2 separate regions of the Mus musculus genome follow, and region 2 is linked to region 1. A link is a loop called in an ENCODE intact Hi-C map of the cell type or tissue named here. Cell type or tissue: gastrocnemius. All regions are shown on one strand. Links, peaks and the distances in the headings refer to the core of each region. The heading gives the core; the rest is flanking DNA.

Region 1 (5,371 bases), core at 261-5,260:
AAAAGGATTCCCAACGGGAAGCCAATCTGAGCAACAGTGAGCTCCAGGCTAAGCAAAACTACACAGCAAGACCTTATGCTCAAAAAGAAAAAAAAAAGTGGCTGTGGAGAAGGCTCTGTGAGTGCTGAGTTTGACTCCTCATCGCCTCACAGCCAGGCATGGCCACACATGCTTACAACCCCAGTGTTGGAGGTGGGGGAAGCAGATGCTAGGAACCCACTGGCCAGCCAACCTGGCCAAGTTTCAGGCCCAGTAAAATAAGCTATTTTTTAAAAGACTTACTTATGTATATGGGTGGTTTGTCTACATGTATGCCTGCATACCAGAAGGTATAGGATCCCCGTGCACTGGTTATAGACAGCTATGACTGCATGTAGGTGTTGGGAAATGAACCCAGGACCTCTGGAAGAGCAGCCAGTGCTCTTAACCACAGAGCCATCTCTTTAGCCCCAAAGAACCTACTTCAAGGAAATGAAGAGGGATAGGACACCTAATGTCCTCCCCTGATCTATAAGCAACAATGTGTACATTACACACACATTCTCAAAAAGAAACCAAGATTTATTCCAATTTGTTTGGAATTGTACCAAAAAAACATGATCCAAGTAGCCAGAGATCATTAAAAAGTTCCAAAATGAGGCCCAGTGGTACAGATTTGTAATCCCAGCTACTCAGAAATCTGAGGAAGGGGCTGGAGAGGTGGCTCAGAGGTTAAAAGAACTGTCCTGAGTTCAATTCCCAGCAACCACATGGTGGCTCACAACCATCTATAATGAGATCTGGTGCCCTCTTCTGCCCTGCAGGATACATGCAGGCAGAACGCTGTATACATAATAAATAAATCTTTAAAAAAAAAAACCCTGGCGTGGTGGCACATGCTTTTAATCCTAGCACTTGGGAGGCAGAGGCAGGAGGAACGCTGAGTTCGAAGCCAGCCTTATCTACAAAGTGAGTTCCAGGACAGCCAGGACTATAAAGAGAAACCCTGTCTCGAAAAACCAAAAAAAGAAAAGGAAAGGAAAGGAAAGAAAAGAAAAGAAATCTGAGGCAGGAGGATGCAGAGTTCAAGTTCTGTCTGGATTAAAGCAAGTCAAGGCCAGCACAAACAACTTGGTGAAATCCTAGCTTAAAAAGTAAAGAGTAAATAAACAACTGGGGGTGCGTGGCGAAGACGCAACCCAATGACAGATGTGATCCCAACATGTAAGAGGCCTGGGTTCAGTTTAACCCTACAACACAAGGTCCTGACTGTGAGAGCACAGAGCAGTGGCCAGGCTTAGCCAACTGAATTCAATGCCTGGAACCCTCCAGGTAAAAGGAGAGAACCAATTCCTTCAGACTGTTTTGACCTCCACACCTGCATGTGGCGCTGCGTGAGTGTTCCCACAGACTCACATACAAATAAACAAATGTAGATGTTTTTCACAGTTCCACTAAGTTTACAAATTTTTGTGTGTGACCAGATAAGTGATGTTATTCTGATGTTAGACCTTCTTATCAAAAGCAATGGCAAGGTTGCAGAGTGAGAGAGAACTCCAGTAAGAAAGGACCAACTGATGACCACCATACTTGAAAGGCTAACCTGAGTTACAGTCAAGTTTGGATGACGTCAGCCAACACTAGTCATTTGAAGAAACCAATACATTTTCTATAACCAATGTTCCCCTGTCCCAACTCCCAAAAGTGTTGAACCAGAGCTGCTTCTGCCTGACTTTAGTTCGGATGCTGCCAGCTCCTGGCTGGACGCTGGAGTGTTGTTCAATCTCTCGGGTTCTGACATTTCCACAGGTTGGGATCTCCTAAACTGGCCCATCACTCAGGCACCCAGTAGGGACACTCCTGGCACACAGCAGGGAACGGAAACCAACAGGGCTTTACAAGAGGAACTACAGCATTGGCCTTTGTCTCACAGAACCTAGGCCTACTGTGACATGACAGCAAGGAAGGCAGGGACCTAAGCTTGTACACATGCAGTTTTTACATTGTGGCAATCTCATTTAGGCCAGTTACGATGAGGCTCCCTTGCCTGCCCGATGCTGAAGGGGTCTGCAACCATTAACACCCCGGATGTCGCTGACTCAAGCTAGACAGTACAGCCTGCACGGAGTGAGCCCATTTCTGCACGTTTGACTGTTTAAGGGAATTCAAGCATGGGTGATCCTCGTGGACAATCTAACAGGCCTTAAAGATACAAAAGGCCTCCGGTGCACAGAGTCTCCTCCCGAGACTTCAAGCAAACAGTCATTTCTAGACAGGTCTCGTGCTGGTTGGTACAGACTTCCACTTGTCATGTCGTGGACTTGTCGGGTTTTATGTCTGAGACCGTCAGGCCTCTGAGGCCTGGCCTGAGAAGTGTGGATTCGGGACCCGCGCTCCTGCCTTTCCGACTCGGAGGCTGGGACCGAGTTTCCCGCCCCACTGCCCGACCAGAGGTTGGTGACAGTTGAAGTAAGCTGGGACCGGTCCCAGCAGGTTGGAACCGGTCTGGGCCGAGCCGGAGGAAGGGGGGGGGGGACAGCCTCGCGCTCTCCCTGCGCGCGTGACTCACGCTGGCCGCTGACGTCAGGCGTGCGCGCGCGGCGGGGGGGGCTCTACGTACGTGTAGTGCTGCGGTTTCTCGGGCTGTGCCTGCAGCACCTGAGCGGTAGCGGCCGGGGGCGCCGAGGAAGCTGCCGAGCCGCCGGGCCCGGGGCCCTTCGACATGGTCCTGTCTTCCTGCCTCTTCGCCGCTCCCCTTTTATTATTCAGTCTGCGCGGTCCGCGCCGAAGACCCACAGCGCCTGCGCCGCGCCACGAGAACGTGAAGACCCCCCGCACAGCAGCAAAGGTTGCTGGGAGTTGTGGTCCTCCTTTCCGGTGAAATTTTACCGTTGGCACAGTGTCGCTGCTAAAGTGCAAGACCACAATACCCAGAGATCTTTGCGGACGGTGTCCCGGATGCTGAGGATCCGCAATGCCTTGTGGTAATTGTAGTCTAGTCACTCTTAACTATTACCTGAGCATTGTCAGTGTGGTCGGAGGTGAACTCTACCTTTAAACTGGATCCTCCGGAGAGCAAGGAACCAGTTAGGGAGGCCTGAAACAACTCCACGGAGAATGTTCCAAATGCAGTGCAGTAATTGCCTTGCCTCCCTACCAGTACAGTTGGCGCACCGTTTCTAAAGTCAGTCTAGAGCATTGCCTCGGAGCCAGCAAGCTAGTCAGCCAATATTTTCATAATATAGTAACCTGTAAATCACCAGAGAAAGTATGCAGGCTAGCAGACAGTTTGAAGAAGCTTTTTATTGTTGTTGCTTTGTTTTGTTTTTAAAAATTACAATACACCATATTGTTCCTGGGCATCATTAACATTTATCAACCCTGAAACCTGGAACCCCTCCACTTGGGCTCCTTCTGAACTCAGTGGTTGGCCCAAATACCTTGTTTCCAGTAGGTTAAGGTCCAAGGGAGAACCTAATCTCTATCTAGAGTAGTCTCTTAGGCACTTTGGTAAATTGTTGAGAAGTATAGTGATAGACTACATGAGAAGGGCCAGGGGCTGAGGAAAAAAAAATGTTCTAGTCCATTCTAGTTCCCTTTTCTGGAAAAAAACCTTTCTGTTCCGGGGAAATGCAAGGCAATTGCCTCACATTTAGGAATATGGTTTTATGAAATGACTTTCTACAGGCTGGATATAGGGGTACATCCTGAGGGAGGAAAGTCACAAGTTCCAGGCCAAGCTAGGCTATGTACTAAAACCCTATCTCAAAAACCAACACGGTGGCATGTATCTCGGTCCCAGCACTCAGGAAGCAACGGAAGGTGGATCTCTGAATTCAAAGCCTGGTGGCATCCGTTGGTAGTTCTAGGTCAGCCAGAGCTGTCAGTCTGTCTAAAAACCCGAACAAGAACAACCAAACAACAACAGGTTGGAGATGAGTAGGGGTAAAGGTGCTTGCTTCCCTAGGCTGCAAACCCAAGTGGGATCTCTGGGACTGATGTACAGGTGGTAGGAGAGAACCCACTCCACGAATAATAATAAAATAATAAAAATGTCCATCATAGATATGTAATACTTCCCATTTGACCTTGTTTTCTATGTTCAATCTATATCAAATTCTTTTTTATTTTTGGTTTGTGAGTACATGTTTGTGGTTTTGAGGCAGGATCTTACTTATGTAGCCCCAGCAGGCTTGAAACTTGATATGTAGATCAGGCTAGACTTGAATTTACATAGACTTGCCTGCCTCTGGCTCCCAAAAGCTGGGATTCCAGGCTTGCACCACCACACTTAGTCAAATCCATTGTTTTCAAAACCTACTTGTTTTGTTAAATGGGATCAAGTTAGCCTTGTTAAAGCTAACCCGAGTGGGATCTCTGGGCTGGGGCGTAACCTTTGGTAGAAGCAAGCAAGAAGGCAGAGTTCAGTCTCCAGCAGCAAACATGTGAAGGGTCACTCATCTATAACTCCAGCACTAATATGGGATGGAAGCAGCGGAATCAGGAACCGAAGATCATTTCAGCTACAGTGAATCTGAGGTTCGGGCTACAGCATGCTCCTGACCCTCTGCTTATTTGTCTTGTGTTGATCTGACTGTACTTTCAGCTCCTCCCCATTTCCTTTGCAGCTTTCCCTCCCATTGATCAATTCAGGACAAAGGAAAAACAAAAAAAAAAAAAAAACAAAAAACCCTGTGAGACACCACTACCCGGCTGCACAAGCCTTTAATCCCAGAACTTGGGAGACAGAGTCAGGTGGATTTCTGAGTTCGAGGCCAGCCTGGTCGTTCCAGGACAGCCAGGGCTATACAGAGAAACCCTGTCTCAAAAAAAAAAAAAAAAAAAAAAAAAAAAAGAAAAGAAAAGAAAAGAAAAAGAAAAGAAAAGAAAAGAAAGAAAGAAAAAAAAAAAGAAAAGAAATACGAGGAGTTGGCTTATGTGTTGTCCTGGAATCCCCCGGTGTGAAGTTGCTGCAGAAACTTCATCTCATAGATTTAATTTTTAATGAGTTCATAACAGAAGCTTCCGAATGAGCATGTACAGTATAATTAGAAGATGATATCATCCAAATTGCTTAATTTACTGGAGAGGAAATCGAAACCCAGGAAAGTTAGGTAACTTGCAGAAAGTCACTCAGCAAGTTCATGATGGACCAGGGACAGGACAGGAACAGAACAACAGTCCCGATGCTGCTGAGCTGCTCTGACTGCAGCAGTGCCTTGGGATCAAGCCCAGGGCTTCACCTCACCCCCTCAGGCAAGTGCACACTGCTCCTGACCCTCTGCTTATTTGTCTTGTGTTGATCTGACTGTACTTTCAGCTCCTCCCCATTTCCTTTGCAGCTTTCCCTCCCATCGATCAATTCAGGACAAAGGAAAAACAAAAAAAACAA
Region 2 (5,371 bases), core at 90-5,089, 460 kb before region 1:
TGGTAGCCCTAGTCAGACACTTGTGAACGGGCGAACAGATTGGAAGGAGCCCTTGTTGCTTTGATTTTTTTCAAAACCTACTTTTCATGATGGTTCTTAAATGCTTCAGCGTCCCCTCTAGCCCACCACCCACCTGAGGCAGTGGAAAAGGAAGGTTACTAGGATACGGGGGAAGTGGACCTGTTTAGAAATGGTTCTCTGCAGCGATTTCAATCTCCAGCTGACTTTCCAAAGAAAATTGAAGTTTCCACTTCAAGCTCTTACCATATACTTCTGATATTAAGATATTCCATTTTGGCTGTGACCGGAAGCAATGGACCCAGTCGATTTTGGATTAAAACTGGCAAAACCAGGAACTTAAATACATCATTTCCCCTTTCATATTTCCTCAGGTATGTGTCATAGTATAAGATCATATGTGTTGGGGGCCAGAAATCGCCTCACAAGCCACACAAACACCAATCTCAGTCAGACAGGGATAGTTTATTGAGCAGGTGCCCCAGGACTGGGTGACGAGGGTCATGGTCCAGATTCAGGTTGCCAAGGTCATGAATGTGTTTTGTAAGTCCCTTCCTTGCATAAGATATGTATCAGCAATTGGTGATTCCGTGCAAGACACTGAAGCTTCACCCTTTTATGGTGGTCCCTGGTGTCTGGCCCTTGAATAACACTGAGAGAATAGGAAGACTGAAGAGGGTACCTGCCATGTGCTACTTAAAGAGCAGGAAGGGAAAAGGCCTAGCGAAACAGGTTATGAGGTGAGGCCAGAGAGCTTATCGGCCCTTCCTGATTAGGTCTAGTGTAATCAACCTTGGGGCTCACAATCTGAGTCCAAGTCAGGTCTGGCCACCTTCTTCAATATGTTAATTAAAATTGCAACTTGGGCACGGGAGGGATGGCTCAGCAGTTAAGAGCACTGGCTGCTGTTCCTGAAGACCCAGCAGCCCACAACTGACTCCAAACTACAGTTCCAGAGAATCTGACACCCTCTTCTGGCCTTTGCAGGCACTGTGTATGCACGGTGCACAGACACAGAAAGACTCAATGTTCAGGCAGATTTCTGAGTTCGAGTCCAGCCTGGTCTACACAGCGAGTTCCAGGACAGCCAGGGCTACACAGAGAAACCCTGACTCGAAAAGCCAAATTAAATTAAATTAAATTAAATTAAATTAAAATTAAAATTAAAAGTCGAACTGAAAACAGAAAGCAGAAAAGGGAGATTTATTAAACCTAGCAACATCGGTAAGAGGAACAGAGGAATCCAGAGAAGTCCACAAGTCTGTCCTCCGTCCAGAAGTGAGATAAAAATGTAAGCAGAAGGCCGAGGATTTGCCACCTAAGCCGTCCCTTCCAGGGCAAGGTCCCGACCATCATTGAGACGCCCTTGCATGGGCTTCAACCTCAGCCTGTAAGGTGGTCTGAGAAGTCTCTGGAGCTCTGTGAAAGCTGTTTTTGGGAGTCACGTTTTTTTTTCTCCCAGCATGACATTCCTGAGGTGGGTGGGGGAAGATCTTTACTTCTTTGGGGGTCCGTTTTTCAAACAGTCTGATAGATCGAGAGGCTCAAATGTCTCTTTGGAACGACTTCATCTATTTACACAAAAGTAAATGAACACACGCGCCTTCTGTATTTGCACAAGGCGAACTCATGCGGGCAGAGCGGCTGGCTGGGGTTGAGGGGGACGGGTGGGAGAACTGAGAACAACAACGGGCAGGAGTGCAACCTTGCCTCACGTGCAGACACAGATATAACGTCTAGGGAAGGCCTCCACGTCCAGATTCTGGAGCAGTTAGTTTAAGTGCCCGCAAAAGGGAAAGGGCCGGCTGTCCCTTTTCAAATAAATCCCAGCCTGCGCAAGCGTGGAGGGGAGCGCCGGAGGCTCGTTCATCATAGAGGCGTGAGGCTAGATTGTCTCCGGTCCCTGGGCGGACATCTTAGTTCCTGGCAGTAAATTTGAAAACATTTATAAGTACCACTAAACATGGCTGCACCTCCCAGAATAGTGGACATTAAAATACCTGTCCCCGGAGACTCAAACTCAGGCGAACACGCGAGTCAGCGGCGCCTGTGTCAGAACAGGCTCTCCATGCCATGCCCACCTCCCTGCCCTTTTCCGAGATGGCGGCGGGGGCGGACGCTCTAGCTGCTCGACTCGGTGTCGCGGAGGGGCGCGGCCTGCCGCGGGGTCCGAAGGAGGCTGCGGCGCTCGGCTGCGCCTTCGGTGCGGCTTGGAGATCCGGACGCATCTGTGTCGCGCCTCGTCCCTCTGCGGCCCCGCGCGGACCGCTGTAGCCGCGCCTCGGGCCGGAGGATGCCCAGGAAGCTGCTGCTGCTGCCCCCGCTGTCCGCGTGCTCTGCTCTGCGTGTCCCGCGGGCTCGGCCCGCCGCCTCGCCGGCCATGAACGCAGCCCGCACCGGCTACCGAGTCTTCTCGGCCAACTCCACGGCCGCCTGCACGGAACTGGCCAAGCGCATCACTGAGTAAGCGAGGTGGTCCCCGGGGTGGCCCTAGCCCCTCTCCCCGTCACCTCCACCTTTGCACCCGGGAGCAGCAGGTTTGGGCCGACTCCCCAACCCCGTCCCAGGGCCGCGGCGCACTCTTAACCCTAGAGAGGTTTCCTGCGCTTGCCCTGAATCTGACCATCGCCATTTCCAGGCGTCCCTAAAGCGACAGGCGATGTGGGTCCATCCTAGACCGAAGGGTTAGGACAGTCAGGGAGAAGGGAACTCAGAAGTACTTCGGGCTGGGCGGGGGGAGAGCCGCGATTACAAGTGTGTAGGATCAGTTGTACAAAAAAGTGTTTGCTTAGGGGTGTGTGCGTGTGTTAACCACTGACCTCAGGGGACCGTGGGGGCCCTGAGATGTCTTTCCAGGCTTGTTTGTTGTTACCGATGCTGGATGGATGAAGGACGTGATTTTTTTTTTTTTTTTTAAACCTTACTTACAAACTGTGGGTGCTTCTATGGGGAAGGGATGGGAGCGTGAGCCTGAACTTTGCGGAAATCATGGAGAAGAATCCTGCAGAGCAGAGCCTCCCGGTGCCCTGCTGATAATAACCGGTCTACTTAAAGGCCCCTTTTCAATTTTGGAGAAAACTAGAGCCCTGGTATAAAGAGCCTTAAGGGCCCTTTGTGAAATAAGCTTTTTAGTAATATGTATCGTTTCTCTTCTCCTTTATGGGACAGAGCTTTATCGTAGCTCCTGCTGGCCTGGAACTTAGTGAATGGATGAGGCTTGCACTCTCAAGAGTTCAAGCCGGGAGATCTGCCTGCTTCTGCCGCGGGAACACCACACCCATCATGGGCTTTGGTTTCTGAGATAAGGTCTTATGACCCTGGTCACACTCTAAATGGTGTGATATTTCTGGCCTTGGCCTTTCCGATGCTGGCAGTTCAGGTGCGCACTTGGACTCCCTGGCGTAAATGACTTGACTTTGAACATTTAAAGTCATTTTCATATTTCAAAAGTTCTTAGCTCCACCTGTTTTATTATCAGTTGGACTTTGAAGTGGGTTTAGGAGATATGTACAGGGAGACAGTCAGTCTCTCCGGTTTCTGTTTCTTTTCATGATTTATTTATCGTGTATACAATGTTCTGTCTGCATGTGTGCCTGAAGGCCAGAAGGGGGCGCCAGATCTCATTACAGATGGTCGTGAGCCACCGTGTGGGTGCTGGGAATTGAACTCTGGACCCCTAGAAGAGTAGCCAGTGCTCTTAACTGCTGAGTCATCTCTCCAGCCCCTGATTATTTGTCTTGTCCAGGCCAAGGATCCCTTTAAACATGAAAGTTGAGCTTGTTTGTATTGGGTCACACTTATCACACGTGACCTTGCCTTGAGAAAGCTCCACTTTAAAAATTAGTGGTTTTGGGCTGGAGAGATGGCTCAGCAGTTAAGATTACTGACTGCTCTTCCAGAGGTCCTGAGTTCAATTCCCAGCAACCACATGGTGGCTCACAACCACCTGTAATGAGATCTGATGCCCTCTTCTGATGTGTCTGAAGACAAACAACTACTGTGTACTCACATATAAATAAAACAAAGAAAAAAGATTAGTGGTTTTGCCTTTTGTTATGCTAATTCCAGTAAGCTTTGTAGACCAGGATAGATAGCCTTGCAGAGATCCTCCTGCCTCTGCCTCCCAAGAGCTGGGATTAAAGGCTTGAGACACTCCTGGCTTTTTTTTTTTTTTTTAAGTTTGGTCTTGCTAGTAGTCCTGGCTGGCCTGTTACTCACTATGTATCCCAGACTGGTCCTCACCTTACAGCAATCCTCCTGCCTCAGCTTCCAGAATGCTGGCTTAGTTAGTTGCATGCTCTTACCATCTTTTTTTGTTTTGTTTTGTTTTTGTGTAATAGGCGTCTTGGTGCTGAATTGGGGAAATCTGTTGTATATCAGGAGACCAATGGAGGTAAGTTAAAAAGTTGATTTTTTTTTTTAAGTTTGGGATGTGTTGTTATTGTTGCAGCAGCTACTGCAGTATCTCATGTAGCCTGGGCTGGCTTAACCTCTGAATCCTCCTGCTTTGCCGCTAGTGTTGGGATGACAAGCAGTCTCCGCCACTTCTGACCCTTATTCCATTCATTCATTTATGATAGGCATTAACTATATAGTCCATCAAGGCCTCAAATTCCCCACCCCCTTCTTCTGTTTGCTCCGGCCCATAGGTTTTTTTGTTTCTCATTACGGATGGTTGTGAGCCACCATGTGGTTGCTGGGAATTGAACTCAGGACCTGCAGAAGAGCAGTCAGTGCTCTTAACCGCTGAGCCATCTCACCAGCCCAAGGTCTCAAACTCTTGATCATCGTGCTGGGAGCTGGGTCTCTCCTTCTACCCTGTGGGCTTCAAGGAGCCAAATGCAGGTCATCAGGCCTCGTAGCAAGTATCTTCACCCTCTGTGCCATCTTGCTGGACCAGTCCCTTCAGCCTCTCATGTCCTGGGATTGTGGGCATGTACTCTCATGCCCAGCTGATAGCTTTCTTTTTTTGGTTTGTTGAGACAGGGTTTCTCTGTGTAGCCCTGGCTGTCCTGGAACTCACTCTGTAGACCTGTCTGGCCTCAAACTCAGAAATCCGCCTGCCTCTGCCTCCCAAGTGCTGGGATTAAAGGCGTGCGTGCACCACCACCCGCCCGGCTGCATTTTTTTTTTTTAAAGCATGCTTTTGCTTTGTTTCCTTGGATGCACGAGAACTCACCGCCCTAGCTTAGAACTTGCCCTGCCTTGGAGCCCGGTGGCACCATCACCTCCACGGTTGGCGTGCTTTTACAAGCAGACAGGACTCCAGTTTTGCTGTGTTACTTGTGCAGTGGGTGTGCGTTGTGCATGCAGGTGTGGGGCTCAGAGGACAGCCTTAGGGCATCGGTGCTGT

The links. A loop is a pair of places that touch in the nucleus more often than their neighbours do. Peaks named below come from ENCODE experiments on the same cell type or tissue, not always from the same donor. Only the 100,000 strongest peaks of a DNase experiment are listed, where the experiment ranks them.
Region 2: a loop joins it to region 1, with 14 times the contacts of the local background. A loop is called at or near these places in 1 of 42 quality-filtered maps.

What each region holds. Positions count from the first base shown.
Region 1 is chr11:116,027,720-116,033,090 of GRCm38, reverse strand. Unk (unkempt family zinc finger) reads right to left here and starts at 2,775. Exons shown (of 16, transcript NM_172569.4): 1 at 2,600-2,775. The coding sequence starts at 2,703. In gastrocnemius, for the core only: no CTCF peak of the experiment used is centred there; DNase peaks (open chromatin) are centred at 1,849 and 2,815; H3K4me3 peaks cover 2,607 bases; H3K27ac peaks cover 3,373 bases.
Region 2 is chr11:116,487,158-116,492,528 of GRCm38, reverse strand. Prpsap1 (phosphoribosyl pyrophosphate synthetase-associated protein 1) reads left to right here and starts at 2,183. Exons shown (of 10, transcript NM_026364.1): 1 at 2,183-2,481; 2 at 4,359-4,411. The coding sequence starts at 2,312. In gastrocnemius, for the core only: a CTCF peak has its summit at 3,615 (motif pointing right); DNase peaks (open chromatin) are centred at 1,899 and 2,168; H3K4me3 peaks cover 2,647 bases; H3K27ac peaks cover 2,339 bases.